Linked DNA regions of Homo sapiens: region 2 is linked to region 1. The links are chromatin loops, found by intact Hi-C in ENCODE. Cell type or tissue: heart right ventricle. All regions are shown on one strand. Each heading gives the region's core, and the rest is flanking DNA. Links, peaks and the distances in the headings are about the cores only.

Region 1 (10,066 bases), core at 2,041-7,040:
GTTTTAAATGGTGAATCCATCTTTAGAAAGAAGCGTGATTCTCCTTGAAGTGAGCCTGGCATTTGTCAGACAGGAAACTCCCCAGGAGGAGCACCTGTGGTGGTTTGGGTTGGGTTTGTTAACTGCAGAGAGTGGGAAGAACAGATGCTCCTCACACCGGCATGGTGCATCCGTGGAGGCGAGGGCCCTCCGCGTGCTCGTCCGGCGGGCGTCCCTGCGGGTGTCGGCCACCGTGCACAGTCCCGCGTGGAGCTGCTCACTCTCTGGGTACCTGGAGAAGCAACAGGAGAGGATGAAGTCTCATCGAGTGGCCCCAGCTTTGGGACAAGGCCTGGCTCCCCTGGCCGGGTGTCTGTAGAGTCTGGGTGTGTCAGGAGCACTGGGGAGGGCCAGAACCTCAGCTTTATGAGCTCGGGAGGTGGCTGTGGTTGAGCTGAGGTGGAAGAGTCGCCTGTGGGAAGTACATGGCCTTCTTTCCTGCAGGTCCCACGGCTGCTCAGCTGCAGCTGGAGGCTGGACGTGAGTCACTCCCACAGGCAGGGGTGTTTTTCCCTTTATAGCCACAGAGCAGGCCCAGGAAGCAATGAAGGTATGGGCACGGCCGCCCCAGGACAACGGCATTTGTGAGGAGAGGGGAAAATGCATTTCAGCAGCTGATGGAGAAGTAAGATAGGAAGGGAAAGCCAGTGTTTCTGAGAGAGAGAGAGTGGGTCCAGAAAGCTGGACATCAGAGCAGAATCTTCTCTTACGATAAAACAGAAGTTCAGCGGTTTCCTCATGCTAGTTCTGTGTTCTAGGTACCAAAAATAAACTTATTTTCGTAATATAGAGTGAAAGGGGTCATTGTTTTGGGAAATAATATGTACGTTTTTATTTCATGTTTTAACAAATTATTGTAAAACCTAATATGTTTTTGCAATGCTGTTTGTAACCTAGGAAGAAACTCCAGGGAGAGAGTCCCTCCCGAGCTTATCCTCTGCAGAGAGGGAGAAGTGGGCTGTCCGCCCACGGCGGTGCCCGGGCTCTGCCGCCAGTGGGGAGGGTCCCGTCACCCACCCCGTGTCACCCTGGCTCTGCCGCCAGTGGAGAGGTCCCGTCACCCGCCCCGTGTCACCCCGGCTCTGCCGCCAGTGGGTAGGGTCCCATCACCTGCCCTGTGTCACCCCGGCTCTGCCGCCAGTGGGGAGGGTCCCATCACCCACCCCGTGTCACCCTGGCCCTGCTGCGAGTGGGGAGGTCCTGTCACCTGCCCCGTGTCACCCCGGCTCTGCCGCCAGTGGGGAGGGTCCCGTCACCTGCCCCGTGTCACTGTGCTCCTGGAAGTTCTCTATGCAGCGGGCCACGGGGGTCTCAGCCTGCAGACACTGGCAGTCTCTGGGGATGCGGGGGCAGTCACAGGGGGGTGCTGGTGGGGCCAGGGCTGCCGCTCAGCTCCCTACAGTGCCTAGGACAGGTGCCCAAGCCCAGCAGAGAATTACCTGGCCCAGATGGTGCTGGTGCCCTGGAGTAAACTAACACTTCAAAATGGGTTTGAGTTGTTTTTCCTTTGGGAATTTTCATTTTACCTTTTGAAATCATTAGGAGTTATTGTTTTGAATGTTTTTTTTTTTTGGTCACCCAGGTTGGAGTGCAGTGGCACAATCTCGGCTCACTGCAACTGCCGCCTCCCGGGTTAGAGTGGTTCTCCTGCCTCAGCCTCCTGAGTATCTGGGATTATAGGTGTGCACCACCACGCCTGGCTAATGTTTTATATTTTTAGTAGAGATGGGGTTTTACCATGTTGCCCAGGCTTGTATCGAACTTCTGACCTGTAGTGATCTGCCCGCCTTGGCCTCCCACGGTGCTGGGATTACAGGTGTGATCCACCGCGCCGGGCCAGGGGTTATTGTTTTGAAGTGCTGCAAAACCAGACTAGAGATTTGTTGACCTATTGCTTGAAAATACTTACTTAAAAAAAAAAAAAAAAAAAAGGCTGGCCTATAATCCCAGCACTTCAGGAAGATGAGGTGGGAGGATTGCTCAAGTTCAGGAGTTCGAGACCAGCCTGGGTAACATGGCGAAACCCTGTCTCTACTAAAAAAAGACAAAAAAAGTAGCTGGGCATAGTGGTGTGCGCCTGTAGTCCCAGCTACTCGGGAGGCTGAGGCAGGAGGATCGCCTGAGCCTGGCAGGTAGAGGTTGCAGTGAGCCAAGATCACACCACTGCACTCGAGCCTCAGCCGAGATCACACCACTGCACTCGAGCCTCAGCCGAGATCACACCACTGCACTCGAGCCTGAGCTACTGCAGTGAGGCCCCATCTCAAAAACAGGCGGGTGGGGAAGACAAGATGAATCACTGCCTCTGTGTCAGTTATTCTAAAAGTACTGAATAACCTTCACTTAGCTGGGGCTGGTGAATTTGATTTTGGTTATTTTGCACTCTTGATTCATCTTTAGTAGATAATACCATTGAACAGCATAAATGCCTCTGCTCTCAGGCTCTGTCGGGAAGGTTGAAAGACTCCGCATTTCGCCTCTGTATTTAATTTCTTAAAAACGGCACAGAGGACTTGTTTTGCTCTTTAAATGTAGAAATTTTGGAACGTATTAGACCGTGGCGTGGCAGGAAGTTTAAAGGTGGGCAGAACCCTCAACTTAACGTTTATTTTCTTTCCTAATTTTGTTAAATGAACTCCAAGGGAAAAATAGTTTAAAAACGAGTCATTCATTTCTTTCCCATGTAAATTGAGTCTTTTGATCGTTGCCAGACACCGAGAAGATACGGGACCTGGTGTCTGATGTGTCCTAGTGTCTGATGTGGTCCTGGGTGAGAGGAACCTAGTGTGCCATTCACCACTGGCCCCACGTCCTCACTGGAGGTGGCCATGGAGTTATAAACAGTGCAATACCTCATTTCAGATTTCCTCTGCTTGTCATAGAGAAATAAAGCCACACTTTAGTCAGCTGTATTAAGTCTGCATCTGTCAAAAGGCGTGTGGCCCTCCCAGGGCTTCAGGGTTGGTGAGAGTGACTGGGGCACCGCAGGGCAGGGCAGAGTGGGCACCCTCATTTTCTTGAAGTGAGACACGTTCTTGCTGGGACAGAACGTGACGGAATACTGGGTCCTGCTTTCAGCACGAGTTAGAAAGGCCGTCCAGGCAAAGCCCCTGCTGCGGTCACGCTGAGACCACCGGAGCTCCGGGGGAGAGGGGTCTGTGCCTTGAGTTTGGGAAGCTGGGTGCTGCTCTCACCAGGGGGTGAGGTGTCTGGTCTGTGTTCAGCTGTTCCCATAACAGGACAGCGGCCTGGGTGGCACCACCCACCCGCTCCCCTAGTCAGTGGTATGGCACCGCCAGGCCGAGGCTGAGTCCTACCTGGGTTGCAGCCCCTTCTGTGCTCCTGGAAGCCTCCTTGGTCAGGCCCATCAGGCTGGAGGTGCACTTGGAACCCGCTGCAGGAGGTGTACCTCTGCTGGACCTGCCGAATGCCTGAGCAGGGCTAGAGAGAGGAAGAGACCCGCCCTGGGAGCCCGCGAGGGAAGGTTCCCGGCTGGCTGGCGGGTGCGTCCTCCCTCTGAGCCAGTGAGTCTGCCCCTTGGCACAGGGCTTTATAGGCCCCCTCCGCCCCGCTCCTCTCTGGCTCCTCTCTGGCCAGGCTCTGGGCGGCCTCCTCAGAAGGCTAGTGTTAACCATTTTTTTGCTGGCCCTTTTTCTCCCACACTTTGGCAATCAGCTCAGTTCTACTAGACTTGTTTTTGTGGAAGTTTCTGGTTTAACTGCTTTTCTTCACCCACAGATACAAACCTTTCTTTAAGTTTGAAGGCATCATACTAGGTGTTGTGTATCTTTTAGGCAATAACCTGTCCTCCTGGGTTGAAGCAAGCAATATTCTTGTTTTTGCAACTGACCTGCGTTAAACACTAAATTTCATAATTAACTTAGTAGCATGTGCATGATCCATAAAGAATTTAACAGGAATTTCACAGACATTTGCAGAGAGAAGTGTAATCCCAAGAAATAGGCATTTCTGACAAGTAACTTAGGAATCTGAGTACTGGTTAAGCATCTGGAAATCTGAAATCCAGAGTGCCCCACAGTCCGACACTGTTGGAGCGTCGTGACACAAGTGGAAAATTCCACACCTGACCTCGTGTGGCGGGCTGCAGTCCAGGCAGTTCAAAGTTTGTTTTATGCATGAAATTGTTAAAAGTGTTTTTATAAAGTTGCCTTCAGGCAGTGTGTATAAGGTGTGTATGAAACACAAATGAATTTCGTATTTAGCTTTCTCATTCTGTACCTGCAGATATTCCAAAATCTGCAAAAATCTGAACTCCGAAACTCTTCCGGTCCCAAGCATTCAGACCAGGGACCCTCAGCCGGTAGTTTTCTCTGAGTGTTAGCGGTGCCTCAGGTCCCTCCTCCCGCGCTCGCTGCAGAAGCGTCGGAACTTACCTGCCGTCCAGATGTTGGTGGCCTCTTCCCCACCAGGGCCGCCTCTCCTGCTCATGGTTGCGGATTTCACAGTCTCGTGCAGGCGGAGAATAAACCTCCCTCCCCGGACTCTCGGGGCCGCTGAACTGCCTCATGCGGGGCGGCCACTTCCGAGTGCGCCCCCTACTGGCCATTTGAATTTTCACTCGCCGCTTCGGGAACCGATGGCCGCCCCATGAGGGCAGAGCGAGGCCCCCCAAGCCCGCGTGGGCTGTCCAGGCCGAAGGGGTCCTCAGGCACCGCCAGCCCCGGCTCTCCAGGCGGAGGGGTGGGTCTTCCTCAGAAGGGAACTTCAGCGAATCTCACTCCTACTTCTAGGTGTCGTTTTCCCTCTGTAATGTTTTGAAGTGGTGAGATTGAATGCTGAGTGATCCTTTGTCCGCTGAGTATGAGTAATGCGGCTGCTGCAGCCTGAGGCGTGGTTCAGAGACCTGCGTGGGCTCCCCCCTTCCCCCTCCCCCCCAGGAGAGCTGGTGCAGGCAGAGGACTGGGGTGCTGGGCCTCCAGGTGCACTCGGCCCCTCGGGACCTGCTCCCCGCCAGGAGAGCTGGTGCAGGTGCAAGAGTGGGGTGCTGGGCCTCCAGGGGCACTCGGCCCCTCGGGACCTGCTGGGGCTCAAGGCATCTGTGCAATAGCAATTTAAAGTCTTTCAGATGTGTATTTTAGGAAATATACACACATTTCCTAAACAGAATGCTGTGTTAATTTTTTAATGGAAAAATACTAACGTGGAGTTTTCTTCCAGCAGTAGAAAGTTGACAACTCTAATATGTACCTTTTTGTATTTGGATGATAAAGAGCTGATTTGCTCTTAGACATTTTTTGACCAGCTGTGAAGTTGAGATGATTTCAGCATTAAAAATGCCTGAGACACAATTTTGAAAGATGTGAGTCATGAGAAAGTACAGAAAAAAATAAGTAAAATAAAAATTCAAACCTTGAAATAGCTGAGACATGTCACTTAAAAATAGCTGCACCCTGCTAGTGCAAACCCATGGCTTCTGGTCTCTCTGCCCATCCCAGCGGCTGAGGAAGAGCTCAGCTCCCAAGCTCTCCACTCACGTGCCCTGGGTTTCCTGGGGAGCCTGCCCTGGGCGGGCGAGTGGCCGATACTCCTAGATTTCCTGCTTGCAGCATAGAGTCAGCGGATCGGGGCATCTGGGTCTTGGAGCGCAGCCTTCTCCTGTGGGCACTGGGCGGGTAAGTAACTTGTACTGTACAGCTACTGATGTAAGAGACAGGGCCCGGACTGCAGGAACTTCCGTCTCCAAGACCTACTTAATACTTGATGTGTGACGGCATGGCAGGAATCTCGTGGACTATTTGTAAGGCATAGAGACCTTTTGCCGATTTTTAAATCTTTTTTTTTTTTTGAGACAGGATTTTGCTCTGTTGCCCAGGCCAGTGTGCAGTGGCCTGATCTCAGCTCACTGCAGCCTCCACCTCCCAGGCTCAAGCCATCCTCCCACCCCGGCCCCTGAGTAGCTGGGACTACAGATGCGAGCCGCTAATTTTTTTTTTTTTTTTAATTTTTTTGTAGAGATAAGGTCTCACTGTATTGCCAAGGCTGGTCTTGAACTCCTGGGCTCAAGAGATCCTCCTGTCTCAGCCTCCTTCAGTGTAGAATGTGACATTGTACACATGCATGCTGGGCGCTGTGCGGTGCTCTGCGTGCTTGATCTTAGGTCACCCTCCTTCAGAGCCTGTGAGGCAGGGCTGTCCTTCTCCCCGTCTCATGGTTGCAGAAACTGACTGCAGGGAGGTGGTGTCACCGCGGCCTCACAGCTGGCCAGGAGCAGATCTGGGAGGGGCCGGCTGACTCTGAGCACATGGTCTCGGCCTGTACACCAGAGGCGTCCTGGGTCAATAGTCATCTTTTCAGGCACTGATTTCCTTGTTGGATCTGATGTCGTTATGAATTTTTAAGAAGTGAAAATATTTTTCTGTTCATCCCCAGGATAGAATAAAAGGAAAGAACTTCAAGGGGAATTTCATCTGATCATTGCTTATTGAGCTAAATGCACACATAGCCAAATACTGGATAATGCATAGAGAAAAACACGCACAAAGTAAGGCAGTGTGTCTCCAGCTTCAGGAGCCCTCCCGAGTGAATGCCACGTAGGAAACCTTGGCCCTCGCCTTTGACCCTTCAGTCCTCGCGTGCAAAGCCCAGTCCTTGTGCTGAGAGGCCCCAGACACAGGGCCTGCAGTGCCTTCCCAGCGCCCCTCCCTCTGCCAGCACTGACTGACTGAGCAACCCCTTCCTGCTCCCTGTCCCATCCCCAGTCCTCTCCCATGCCCTCCATGGTAGGCAGCAGCATGGGTCCCCCTGATTCTGCAGGAGCAGAGCCCTCAGGGAGTTGCATGTCGCCGTCCAAACAACCCTGGTTTTCAGCGTTGCCGGCTCCAGCCCGGGTTCCACTTCCTCACCCCACGTGCTGTGTGATACCGGGCAACGTCTCTAACCTTCCTGAGCCTCAGTGCCCATCTGTACAGTGGGGGTGCGTGGGTCTACACGGTTCTGTGAGATCCCACACACCCCTTGTCTCTGCTGGGCGGAGTGAGGCTTCCCTTCCCACCAACTGCTGCTCCTTTTCAAGGGGAGCGGTCCACCAGGGGCAAGGGTGGGGCGGCACTGCCTGAGATTAGCCCAGTCCTGGCTCATTCGCTTCTCCCCCATAGGCACAAGGGAGGGAGCAGTTGGTTGGAGGTGCTCACAGTACCACGCGCCGGATCCACCTTACAGGGGAGACATCAAGCTGTGTGCAGAAGGAATTCTAGAGCTAACACATGCTGGAAGACAGCCCGAGGTTCGGAGAAGTGCGCCGTGTCTCACATGCCAGGCGGACACATTCTCTGATGATGGAGAGTCAAGGGAGGCCGAGAGCCCCTTCCCACGCCCCCGGGAGGGCATCGCTGGCGTCCCCCGCCTCCGCGTGACATGCAGGAGCACCCTCGGGCATCCGATCCTCACAGGCCTGGAGCATTAAGGAGACATGCACCAGCAGCCCCTTTATAGAAAGAGCCCAGGTCCCAAGGAAGCTGTGTGTGGGGTGTGCGGGTTTTGCCGCACCAGTGGCAGGCGGGGTTGGAACTCTGCTCCAATTTCTGCATTCCGTGCCATATCCTGACTTTAGGGACATCCTGTGACCTCCCCTCAGACAGACTTGCCATGTCTTCCATCTGTTCCATTCCGGCCTGGGGAGGTTAGCTGCTGTCAGGACGTGGTGCGGCCCACAGTGACTTCGTCTCTCTTGTTCCTTCAGAAGCACGCAGGCCGTGGCTCCGCGCCAGGTTGGAGCCTTTCATTCAGGGTGTGTGCCTGCCGAGCCCGGAAACAGTGCGGTGAGGGGCAGGGCATCCTGGTTTTCTGCTGTGTCGCCTGGCACTGGTGGACGTGGGCGCGTCGGTGCCGCCGTCCTGTCCCTGTTTGGTGTCTGCAGCTGGAGGGCCCAGTTAACGGTGGGTGTGTGCAGACCACAGTTGACCACAGCATGCTGAGCACGGAAGCTCAGGTGCTCCCGTCGTCTGCGCCTCCACACTCTCGTGTTTTTTTTTGTTTTTTTTGTTTTTTTTTTGAGATGGAGTCTTGCTCTGTCGCCCAGGCTGGAGTGCAGTGGTGCGAACTCCACTCACTGCAAGCTCCACCTCCCGGGTTCACACCGTTCTCCTGCCTCAGCCTCCCGAGTAGCTGGGACTACAGGCGTCTGCCACCAGGCCCGGCTAATTTTTTGTATTTTTTTTTAGTAGAGATGGGGTTTTACTGTGTTAGCCAGGATGGTCTCGATCTCCTGACCTCGTGATCCACCCGCCTCACCCTCCCAAAGTGCTGGGATTACAGGCTTGAGCCACCGCGCCCGGCCCACACTCTCATCTTCTATCACTTTCCCTCACAAGACGGAATTTGCTGCACTCAGAGACCATCTGGCCCGTCAGCCCCTGGGCGTGACTCCAGCACTGAAGGCGCGTGCGGCTGCTGGCCTACAAGGCATTGGCAGTTTTGCGGGTCTCCCAGCAGGGCCCCCTCAGTGGTTGCTGGGAGCATTCTGGGCGCATCCTTGGGTTCTCTGGGAGCGTCGTGCCAGGGGCACTTTACAGAAGAGTGGGCAGGGTGGTGCTGGCTGAGCTCTGCCCTTGGGGGACCCTCCGCCCCCAGGAGCACATGGCGGAATATCCGAGGAGAGGCCAGCACCTGGGCATTGTCCCAGCCCCACCTCGGTCACTGCCAGGCAGTTCCTCAAGGAGCCTCGGGGAGGCTCCTCCCACCCCACCTCAGTCTGATTTTATCTGTTTGAACGTAAGACATCGTGAACCCTTTCTTTGGATAAATGCAAATGACGCATCCTCTCTTCAGTAGCACCACACTCCCCGGTGCTTCCTTAGTTCTCTGCGGGCGCTGGATCTTCCCCTTGGTGGGAACATGGAACACTGCCTGTTCTCTGCGTTCTCTGTGTCCAGAGGGTTACGAGATGGGGCAGTGGCAGGAGCTGGACACAGGACCAGGATCATGCAGCACCTGCCCTGCCCCCCAGGGGCTGTGATATGCTTTGGGATGCCCACCCCATGAAGCCCACTATTCTGGAAGCTGCAGTCATCTCTGCCCATCGGTGGCCTGGCCGGCTTTGGGTCTTGGGTGAGAGTGTGGTGCGTGGCCCATGCTGGCCCCTCCTCCTGTGAGCCCGTCCCAGCCACTCACAGCACCTGTTTAACCCCATTCACTTTGTCTTTAAGTGGGGATGGATCATCCCCTGCTCTGAGTAACTCAGACCAACGGCCCATGAAGACTGTGCTGTAGAGTCCTGTGCACGCAGCGCCCTCGGGCCCCATTGTGATGTGCCTCACAAGCACCTCGCCCCCGCCACCCTCTCTCACCCCCCAGGCACACAGGGCGCCGCGGAGCCACGCGCTGGGCGGGAGCACTCTGACCTTACCGTGAGGGGACGTCCACCTGCACCCGACAGTGATGAGTGGTTCCCAGGACTCCGAGTACCATGGAATGAAGAACAATGGTCAGACTGAGAGGAAGTGGTTTGGAATGTTTGTTTAATTAAGGCAAATTGGAAACAAGATCCTTTTAACATGGACTGCAGGTCTGAAAGCTGCGTGAGGCTGTCCAGATGTCCCCTCCCGGCGGCTGTCAGCTGCAGGCGCTTTGTGTGGGAGTGCGTGCTCCTGCGGGGCGGCGTTTGTGGATGTCGCCGTCAGGTGCTGTCCCCGTTCGCGGGGTCCGCCCTGCTCTCCCGTGCGGTCATAGCCAGGCCTGGCCACCTGGTGGGTGGGGGGACAGGCACACACCTGAACTTGGCCCCGAGAACGGAGTCTGGAGCTGAGGTGAAGGCTGCTGACTGCTTTCTCCTTATTACTGGGCTTTTATCGTGGACAGGAGGGGCCCCTGTGCAGGCAGAAGAAAGCCATGGGTTCGAGAGGCCTCCCTGTCCCTCCCCCAGGCTGCAGTGGGCAGAAGAAAGCCATGGGTTCGAGAGGCCTCCCTGTCCCTCCCCCAGGCTGCGCCTTGTCTGGGTCGGGGCTTCCAGGTTCCTCGACTGGCTCCAGCTCCACAGCCTGTGTGCTGTGTATGGCATGAGGTCCTGGTA
Region 2 (10,066 bases), core at 1,642-6,641, 89 kb before region 1:
GGTCCGGAGACCAGCTTAGCCACAGAAAGCCCTTCAGGTAACTCGGAGTGTTCTCTCCCCGTCTCACTCTCTCGTTAGGCAAGAAACCAACAGTATCTTAACATATAGATTAAATTTTAAATTCTCCATTATCAGCACCCTGCACGGTGAGACAGGCCTCCAGATTTTGAGGTTGGCTTAAAAGGCCTCCCAACCGTGAGGCGGCCCGGGTGGACCACTTAACCTCGAGCCGCATCTGTCAACGCAGACAGCTTCTCTGATGAGTGAGATTCGGCTGAGATCTGAAGCGGGTAGTGGGTGCTGGAGTCCACCATCCAGAGCCCTGCAAAACGGAGGTGCTTATTCCCCTAGCTGCCTGTCTCTGCAAGGGAACTTCCCTCCGCCAAAGGGGCCTCCGCACCCAGGGTCTCACGGAATCATTACGAGATGCAGGGACGATGCCCAGCCCCTTGGCCTCAATTTGGGACTATGGTGAAGGGACATCCCAGCTCCAGAGCCCCTGGGTGCCCTCAGGATGCCACTGGATTGTGTTCCTTTTTTGAGACAGAGTCTCACTCTGTCGCCCAGGCTGGAGTTCAGTGGCGCGATCTCAACTCACAGCAACCTCTGCCTCCTGGGTTCAAGTGATTCTCCTGCCTCAGCCTCCCAAGTAGCTGGGATTATAGGTGCACACCACCAAGACCAGCTAATTTTTTTTTTGTATTTTTAGTACAGACGGGGTTTTGCCATGTTGGCTAGGCTGATCTCGAACTGCTGACCTCAGGTGATCTGTCCACCTTGGCCTCCCAAAGTGCTGGGATTACAGGTGTGAGCTACCATGCCCGGCCCACTGGATTGCATTTCAGCTTCACCCTCTGCCCCCCAGCTTCCTGCAGGGCCTTCCAGGTGCTGTCCTCGAATGCACCCCTCAGTAGGCCCCTGCACGCGATGATCCGTCTGAGTCTGTTTCCAGGGAACCCAACCTACAGCAGTCAGTGCCAGGAGCGGTCCCAGCAAGTACACTCTGCAGGGGAGGCTTAGAGCCGGGCCCCTGCCAGCCAGTATCAAGGCTGGCCACCAGCACCCATCACCAGTGGTTGTGGATTACATTCTGATAACCCCTAGCAGGTGCAGGGAAACCATTTTTAAGGCTTTTAATAACATCTGACTTCAAGACTTAACATGAAGCTACAATAATCAAGACAGTGATATCGGTGAAAGAACACAAATAGATCAATGGAACAGAAGGGAGAGCACAGAAATTGGCCACACGAATACCGTCCGCCGAGCCTTGACAAAGGAGCAAAGGAAACGTAATGAAGGAAGAATCGTCTTTTCAACACATGGTGCTGGGACAAGTGAACATGCATATACAAAAAGAAAAAAAAAAGAATCTAGGCCAGCCTCGGTGGCTCACGCCTGTGATCCCAGCACTGTGGGAGGCTGAGGCAGGAGGATCACTTGAGGTCAGGAGTTCAAGACCAGCCTGGGCAACACAGTGATACCCAATCTCTACAAAAAAAGTTTTTTTTAATTAGCCGGGCATGGTGGCGTGTACCTGTAGTCCCAGCTACTTGGGAGGCTGAGGCAGGAGAATCGCTTGAACCCAGGAGGTGGATGTTGCAGTGAGCCAAGATCGTGCCACTGCACTCCAGCCTGGGTGACGGTGTGAGACTTCATCTCAAAATTAAATTAAATTAAATTAAGTATATATGTGTGTATATATATACATATACATATATATAGACACAGGCTTTACACCTTTCACAAAAATTAACTCAAAAATGGATCATTACTTAAAATCACTTGATTATAAAATGCAAAGCTATAAAACTTCCGGAAGATTACATAGGAGAAAATCAAGGTAACCCTGGGTTTGGCAATGAGTTTTTATCATCTTTATTATTATTATTTGAGATGGAGTCTTGCTACATTACCCAGGCTGTTCTCCAACTCCTGGACTCAAGCAATCCTCCCTCCTCAGCCTCCCCAGTGGCTGGGACTGCAGGCACACGCCACCACGCCTGGCTTGGCAATGAATTTTTAGATACCACACCAAAAACATAATCTATAAAAGATTGATAAGTTGGACCTTATAAAGGGTATCAGATGCCAAAGAAGATATACAGAGGGCAAATAAGTATATGGAAAGATGCTCAACATCTTATGTCTTTAGGGAACTGCCAATGAAAACGACAATGTAGAAACCACCACACCGCTGTTAGAATGACCAAAATCCAGACACCGACATCACCAAATGCTGGTGAGGACGTGGAGCAACAGGAATTCTCATCATGGCTGTGAGAATGACACTTGGGTGTTTTCTTACGGATCTAAACATATTCTTGCCATCAGATCCGGCAATTGTGCCTCTTAGAATCTACCCAAATGAGTTGAAAACATATATTCACACAAAAACCTGCATGTGAATGTTTGTAGCAGTTTTATTCACCATTGTTCAAATTTGGAAGCAACCAAGGTGACCTTCAAGAGGGAAATGTTGAATGGATAAGCAAAGTGTGGCCCATCCGTCTGGGGAAATATTATCTGACAATAAAAAGAAATGAGGCCGGGTGCAGTGGCTCACACCTGTAACCCCAGCACTTTGTTAGACCAAGGCAGGTGGATCACATGAGGTTGGGAGTTCGAGACCAGTCTGGCCAATATGGTGAAACCCCATCTCTACTAAAAATACAAAAAATTAGCGGCGTGGTAGTGGGCACCTGTAATCTCAGCTACTTGGGAGACTGAGGCAGGAGAGTTGTTTGAACCTGGGAGGCAGAGGTTGCAGTGAGCCCAGATTGCACCCTGGTCACACCACTGCACCACTCCAGCCTGGCCTCGAAACAGTGAGACTCCGTCTCAAAAAAAAAAAAAAAAAGAAAAGAAAAGAAAAAGAAAAGAAATGATCTGGCTGGGTGCAGTGGCTCACACCTGTAATCCCAGCACTTTGGGAGGCTGAGGCAGGAGGATCATTTGAGCCCAGGAGTTCAAGACCAGCCTGGGCAACATAGCAAGACCCCATCTCTACAAAAACTAAAAAACAAAATTGGCTGGGCACGGTGGGGTGCACCTGTAATCCCAGCTACTCAGGAAGCAGAAGCAGGAGGGTCGTTTAAGGCCAGGAGTTCGAGGCTGCAGTGAGCTGTGATGATACCACTGCATTCCAGCCTGGGCAACAGAGCAAGATCCTGTCTCTAAAATTTAAAATTTTAAAAAAGAAGGCTCCAGGAAGTGGGCATCTAACAGGGAGATACCACATAAAGCTGGAAAGGGATGCTGGACACTTCAGGGACGGCTGGACGGGCGTCTAGGCTGCGGTTGATGCTCAGGGAGGAAAGCTTCCTCGTGCCCGGTAGGTCTTCTGGTCCCGACCAGCCGTCATTCCCGCAAACACCGCTGGAGGGCGCGCGTGGTAACTGGAAAACGCCCACATGGGTTCCTCGGTGTGACGAGCTGTAATGATGCCACTGCACTCCAGCCTGGGCAACAGAGCAAGATCCTGTCTCTACCATAAGAAAAAATTTAAAAAAAGAAGGCTCCGAGAAGTGGGCAGTTAACAGGGAGATACCACATACAGCGGGAAAACACAATAAAACCAAAACGCCAGCCAACCACGTTGCACAGGAGGGCCCAGGGGAATGCAACCTGGTATCAACAAGGAATGGGCTGGCCGGGGGCACCGGTGCTGTCAAGGGGCTCAGGAGTGTCTGTCCTCTGTAAGCCAGAGCAGACGATACAAGACGTGGTTCTAGAAAGGTTTCCCTAGTAGCAATGAAAATCATGGGACCCCAGAATAATTGGGGTCAGGTGGTAGTGCTGACTCATCAGAAGCCAGGTGGGTGGAATCCTTGCGAGGGCAGCAGGCTGAGTGGTGACGGGGAAGCGGGAGCTGCAGACGGCTATGAAGATGGTTCATAAAACGTGGTATTCCTAGGGGACAGACAGACAGCCAACAAGAATATTACTTAAAGATCGAACCAAGAGAAGTCAACAATGGATACCAGAGGGCGGCGGGAAGCCACTGCAAGGCAACGTCTCGGTGCTTTGCTTGGCTTCCTGACCTGAGCCAGCCTTTGACCTGTGACTCAGTGCCTGCAGGAAGACCTCCCCGAACCACAGCGCGTGCAAGCTGTCACGATGCGCCTGGGCCTTGCACGAGAGGACCCTACAGCCTCCCTCGAAGGAGATGCCGGACACTTCAGGGACGGCTGGACGGGGGTCTACGCTGCCGTTAATGCTTAGGGAGGAAACGCTCATGGTGCCCAGTGGGTCTTCTGGTCCCGACCAGCCGTCATTCCCGCAACCACCACTGGAGGGCGCGCGTGGTACCTGGAAAACGCCCACATGGGTTTCTCGGTGTCCCGGAAGCTGTCCTGGCGGACACGGCCACGCAGAAGCCTCTGAAACTGCAGCCCCTGCTGCCCCGGCTCCCCTTGCAAGATAAGAAATCAAAGCAATGATGTGTTCCTGGGAGACGGGCAGGGCTTTGAGCCAGCTGTAAAGATCCAGAGGTCCCCATCCCATGCCCGTTTAAATAATTATTCTGGCCCCTGCAAAAAAGCAAGACCAGTCATGAAATACGACCGAGGATGGTGCAGACCTCACCAAGTCAAAGCCCGAAACGGCTACAGGCACGGCGTCTTCCCCGGAGCAGGCACACGGCCTCAGGGATGCGACGTTGGCCGCTGAGCTGGAAAGGGCCTTTTCCCATCCCTGTCAGTACGGAGATCAGAAGCAGTTCCTGTTCACACGGAAGGACAAAAGCATGCGTTTAAAATTTTGTCCCGGCCGGGCGTGGTGGCTCACACCTGGAATCCCAGTGCTTTGGGAGGCCAAGGCGGGTGGATCGCTTGAACACAGGAGTTCAAGACCAGCCTGACCAACATGGCGAAACCCCATCTCTACAAAAACAATGACAGAAATTAGCTGGGCATGGTGGCTCACACCTGCTGACCCTCATGGCACTAGGGGTAGCTGGGGTGGGAAAAGACGTGTGTGGAATTCATGACAGCCCGACCAGAGAACACACTGTATTCCCAAGGCTCCACAGCAAGGCCAGGTGTCCCCTGCCCCATGTCCCCTGCAGCAGGGAACCGTCTGGCCCTGGCGGAGACGGAACAGGGCACTATCTGGCCAGGGGGCATGAAGCAACTATGTGGCAAGAGCTTCCCTTCTGAGCTGGACCCCGTCAGATCCAACAAGTCACAGGCCAGGCAGCCCAGCCGCAGGGCTCCGAGTGGAAGGGTCCATGGGACAGGCCCAAGCAGGTCCGAGTGCGGGGGGGACACCACCCTCCACTGCCACGCCAGTACCTTCTGCCCGTTCCCACCTGCGGTCATGGGAGGGGAACTTGGTGACCAGCAGACGGAGGAAGAACAGAGCCGCCCTTGGTTCGCAAGTGGGTTGGCTCAGTACTGAGCACCCACTGAAAGTGGATTGTTGCCACGTTACAGGCCCACTCAGAGGTGGCCCTGAAAGACACTGTGGACAGAAATCTCCGGGCCAGAGCCTCAGGCCACGCATCTGGCCGTCCACTCCTCTGTGTAGGAAGAACAGTGGCCCACGGTAAGAACACACACAGCCCACGGGCGGTGGCGGGTGGCGTGGCTCTTTTGTCAGGGGCCTGGAAGTGAGGTGGGAGCGGGGACTTGACTCCAGAGGCGGGGCTTGGACATTAGACCTAATTGAGGACTAGCTGAAACAGGGACAAGGCCCAGACGCGGCCGCTCACGCCTGTAATCTCAGCACTTTGGGAGGCCAAGGCAGGTGGGTCACCTGAGGTCAGGAGTTCGAGACCAGCCTGGCCAACGTGGTGAGACTCCGTCTCTACTAAAAATACAAAAATTAGCCAGGTGTGGTGACATGTGCCTGTAATCCCAGCTACTCAGGAGGCTGAGGCAGGAGAATCACTTGAACCCAGGAGGCGGAGGTTACAGTGAGCCGAGATTGTGCCACTGCCCTTCAGCCTGGGTGACAGAGCAAGACTGTTTCAAAAAAAAAAATTAATTTAAATTAAAAAAAATAAATTGGTGTGTGGAGTGGGGGTGCTCTCACCTCACTCTATTCACTGCATCTCCTGGCTGACACGCGTCCAGTCCAGCTAAAATCAGTACTTCCTAATGATAGCAGCCTGGTCTCCCCGTGCGCCCCTTACTTACGACACCCCAGAGAGCTGAGTAACTGCCAATTATTATTGCGGGGAAGGAGGTAAGAAACCTTAACTGTGTTCTATACCTTTACCCTGAAAGAGACTGTCAGGGAAAATGGGAAGGGATGGGGTCCTGTGCCTGTGGGACTCAATTTTAATGCTTGTGTGGATGTGGCACATCGGGCCCATCTCCCCCCCGGGTTCCTGGCCCTGGATGGATGGGGCTGGGGAAGCTTAGCGCTGCTTATCGAGCTCTGCTGCGGAAGCTGCAGCCACATAATTACTCATTTGCCTTGTTTGTGCCTGTCTTCACGGCACACTCTTCCCCTGGTTCTAGGGTCTGGTCACGTTTGCGAGTCTGTGTCGCTGGGTTCTTTATGTGCCCACTTAGCCACCCTGGCACCTGCCATCCTCTTTCCTGCTTAAACCTAACAGGAATGGATTTCCATCACGGGCGTTTCTAATGTGCTCTGAGCAAGCTTCTGGGAGGCGCCGAGACGTGCAGAGTGGATGGCTACTGATGTGGCAGGAGGAGGGGAAGCAGGAGGCACACTGGGGCCTATGTGTCCTTAGAGAAGAGACGGGGTTTACCGGGTGAGGTGGCTCACGCCTGCAATCCCAGCACTTTGGGAGGCCAAGGTGGGTGGATCACCCGAGGTCAGGAGTTCAAGACCAGCCTGGCCAACATGGCAAAACCCCGTCTCTACTAAAAATACAAAAATTAGCTGGGTGTGGTGGCAGATGCCTGTAATCCCAGCTACTCGGGAAGCTGAGGCAGGATAATCACTTGAACCCGGGAGGCGGAGGTTGCAGTGAGCTGAGATGACACCACTGCACTCCAGCCTGGGCGACAAGAGTGAGACTCCGTCTCAAAAAAACAAAAAAAAGAGAAGAGACAGGATTGAGCCCCATGTGTGAGAGCCAAGGATAGAGGAGATGGCGGCCTCAAGGCTGCCATGCAGTGGGCAACAGTGTGCTGTGACTGTGTGGATCCAGGGGACGGAATCTTCCACCCCCAGCTACCTGGACCATGCCATCCGAAGCCAGGGAGAATTCGGCCCCGGCAACCTGGCAGAGGGCAGCTGTCTCCTGCTGATGACGGACAGCCACAGAGTACACCCCACCCACCCTTGGGCGCCGCATGGCCAGCGGCAGCAGCTCTGTCAGATTTCATATCCGCAGTCCTCCATTGCGTTGCACTCGTGACTCAATGTTCAAAAGCTTTCGGCCAGCTCCATTCTGCCCTCTCTGGGATAATATAACAATCAGAGAAAAGGAGTTTGGCCTGCACGGGAGGCCCCAAGAGGAGCCGGGTTCAGGCCACGTGGCTTCCAGCGCCTGCGTCCGCTTGCCCATCAAAGAAAGGGTACAAAAGTGGGAGAGTCTGTGGTTTCCTCATCAGCTTAGACCAAAGCCGTGACAGGGGAGAACCCCAAACTGCTAATTAAATCCATTCAGTTTTGGGGGTGGGGGAAGAGTAAACTCCTTCTCTGTGAGCACCAGGCAGTGGGTTCTGATTCCCACGCAGGCCAGCCTGGTGCTGTGGGTGAGGGCAGCTACTGCTGGCTCCTGCCCCAGTCTCCTGCCAGCTGCTCAGACCCGGAATGTCAGGGACCTGGCACCCGCCACCCCGGGCTAGCACTGTCCTACACCCTAACACAGAATCCAGCCACCTAGCTGCCTGAACTCCAGCCAAGAGGGACCAGAGAGGACGGAAAGGCCGTCGGTACCTGGGCTTTGTCTACCTCGCCCCTAGATGACCACCTGAGTGAGTGGGAGGGGCTGGATGAGGAGCAGGGCCCCTCCCCGGGGGCAACAACCACCTGAGAGAGCGGGGATGGCCTGGACAGAGGGGGGGAACCCTCCGGGGGGTGATGAGCACCTGAGTGAGTGGGGAGGGGCTGGACAGGAGCGCAAAGCCTCCTGGAGGTGATGGACACCTGAGAGAGTGGGTAGAGGCTGGACAGGAGCAGTGGGGCCTCCTGGGGGTGATGAGCACCTGAGTGAGTAGGGGGAAGCTGGGCAGGGAGGGGGGCCCTCCTGGGGGTGATGAGCACCTGAGTGAGTGGGCAGGGGCTGGACAGGAGCGCAAAGCCTCCTGGAAGTGATGGACACCTGAGAGAGTGGGTAGAGGCTGGACAGGAGCAGTGGAGCCTCCTGGGGGTGATGAGCACCTGAGTGAGTGGGCAGGGGCTGGACAGGAGCGGCGGGGCCTCCTGGTAAGGTCCGTTGTGCTTTGCTTTCTGCCTGGCCTCAGCAGAAGAGTTTGGTAATTGATTGCTATAATGGTGGCTGTTTTTAGAGTTTCTGTTGCTGGCAAAAAAGGACACAGGGACCCTTTTCAAAGAATATTCCAGGGAGTAGCGGGAGCTTCGGGGATGCAGGGACATAGTGTGTCCGGAGGTGGTTCCTGCTGGTGGGTTCGTTGTCTCCCTGACTTCGATAATGGAGCTAGGGACCTTCGCGGTGAGTGTTAACAGCTCTTAAAGATGGCACGGACCCAAAAAGTGAACAGTAGCAAGGTTTATTGTGAAGAGAGAAAGGATAAAGCTTTCACAGCATAGACGAGGACCCGAACACGTTGCCACTGCTGGCTAGAGGTGGGGGGGGGGGGCGGGGGTGGTTGGTGGCAGCCAGCTTTTATTCCCTTATTGGCCCCGCCCATGTTCCATTTCTGTCCTATCAGAGTGCCCTTTTTTCAATCCTCTCTGCGATTGACTACTTTTAGAATCCTGCTGATTGGTGCATTTTACAGAGCACTGATTGGTGCATTTTACAGAGCACTGATTGGTGCATTTTACAGAGCACTGATTGGTGCATTTTACAGAGTGCTGATTGGTGCATTTTACAGAGCGCTGATTGGTGCATTTTTACAGAGTGCTGATTGGTGCATTTTACAGAGCACTGATTGGTGCATTTTACAGAGTGCTGATTGGTGCATTTTACAGAGTGCTGATTGGTGCATTTTACAGAGCGCTGATTGGTGCATTTTACAATCCTCTTGCTAGATAGAAAAGTTGTCCCAGTCCCCACTTGACCCAGGAAGTCCAGGTGGCTTCACTTTTCAATAGGGCTGCCTGGGAGGCCGAAGCCTGCCACCTGCTGTCTCCCTCCCGAGGACGCAGCCCACCCTTCCCTCCAGGTGGAATTCCCTAGGACACAGCCCACCCTTCCCTCCAGGTGGAATTCCCTAGACCTAATCACAGCATCCTGGAAGGGCCAACCCCCGACGGCTCAGATTGGCGTGGGGCGTGACTGGTCCAGAAGGAACAAAGCGTGAATACATCAAATCCCAGGAGACTAACGGAGTTCCCCTGGGGAAACTCGAGGGTCTGACGCTTCGCTCGGATTTCAGATTCACAAAGACCATCAAGCACTTTCAGGTTCCTCAAAGATCCCAGGGGTCAGCTGCTCGTCGTGCTGACTTCGGGCCTGGGCTGAGCTCTCCCTCTGCTGGTAAAACCCTTCCTCACCCTGCACAGAGGTCAGAGCCCTGTGTTTCCCAGGGACCCCCTGGTCCCCTTTCCAGCCACGGGCAGGGTCCCCGCAGGTCCAGCCGGCCGCATACTTGCCCCCACAGCCTCTGTGTGCCTCCAGCACTGTCTTCGTCACTCGGCCTGTCCATGCTGGTGCTACTTTGGGTTGAGCTGTCTTGAAAAAATATATACATTGGCCGGGCACAGTGGCTCACGCTTGTAATCCCAGCACTTTGGGAGGCTGAGGCGGATGGATCACATCGTCAGGAGTTCGAGACCAGCCTGGCCAATGTGGTGAAAGTCTGTCTCTACTAAAAATACAAAAATTAGCCGGGCATGGTGGCGTGCACCTCTAGTCCCAGCTACTTGGGAGGCTGAGGCAGGAGAATCGCTTGAACCTGGGAGGAGGAGGTTGCAGTGAGCCGAGATCGTGCCACTGCACTCCAGCCTGGCAACAGAG

Evidence for each region. A loop is a pair of places that touch in the nucleus more often than their neighbours do. Peaks named below come from ENCODE experiments on the same cell type or tissue, not always from the same donor. Only the 100,000 strongest peaks of a DNase experiment are listed, where the experiment ranks them.
Region 2: a loop joins it to region 1, with 13 times the contacts of the local background. A loop is called at or near these places in 53 of 110 quality-filtered maps.

Annotation. Positions count from the first base shown.
Region 1 is chr7:1,081,612-1,091,677 of GRCh38, reverse strand. The region is part of intron 2 of CHLSN (cholesin); the gene reads left to right. GPER1 (G protein-coupled estrogen receptor 1) reads right to left here and starts at 3,565. Exons shown (of 2, transcript NM_001098201.3): 1 at 3,357-3,565; 2 at 1-271. In heart right ventricle, for the core only: CTCF peaks have their summits at 4,386 and 4,596 (motif pointing left); DNase peaks (open chromatin) are centred at 3,527 and 4,597; H3K4me3 peaks cover 2,842 bases; H3K27ac peaks cover 2,940 bases.
Region 2 is chr7:1,170,530-1,180,595 of GRCh38, reverse strand. No RefSeq gene overlaps it. Among named protein-coding and RNA genes, the nearest start is that of ZFAND2A-DT, 15 kb to the right of the region's middle. RefSeq lists a silencer at 3,383-3,432 and an enhancer at 9,198-10,066. In heart right ventricle, for the core only: CTCF peaks have their summits at 3,371, 4,086 and 4,294 (motif pointing right); DNase peaks (open chromatin) are centred at 3,375 and 4,295; H3K4me3 peaks cover 771 bases; H3K27ac peaks cover 582 bases.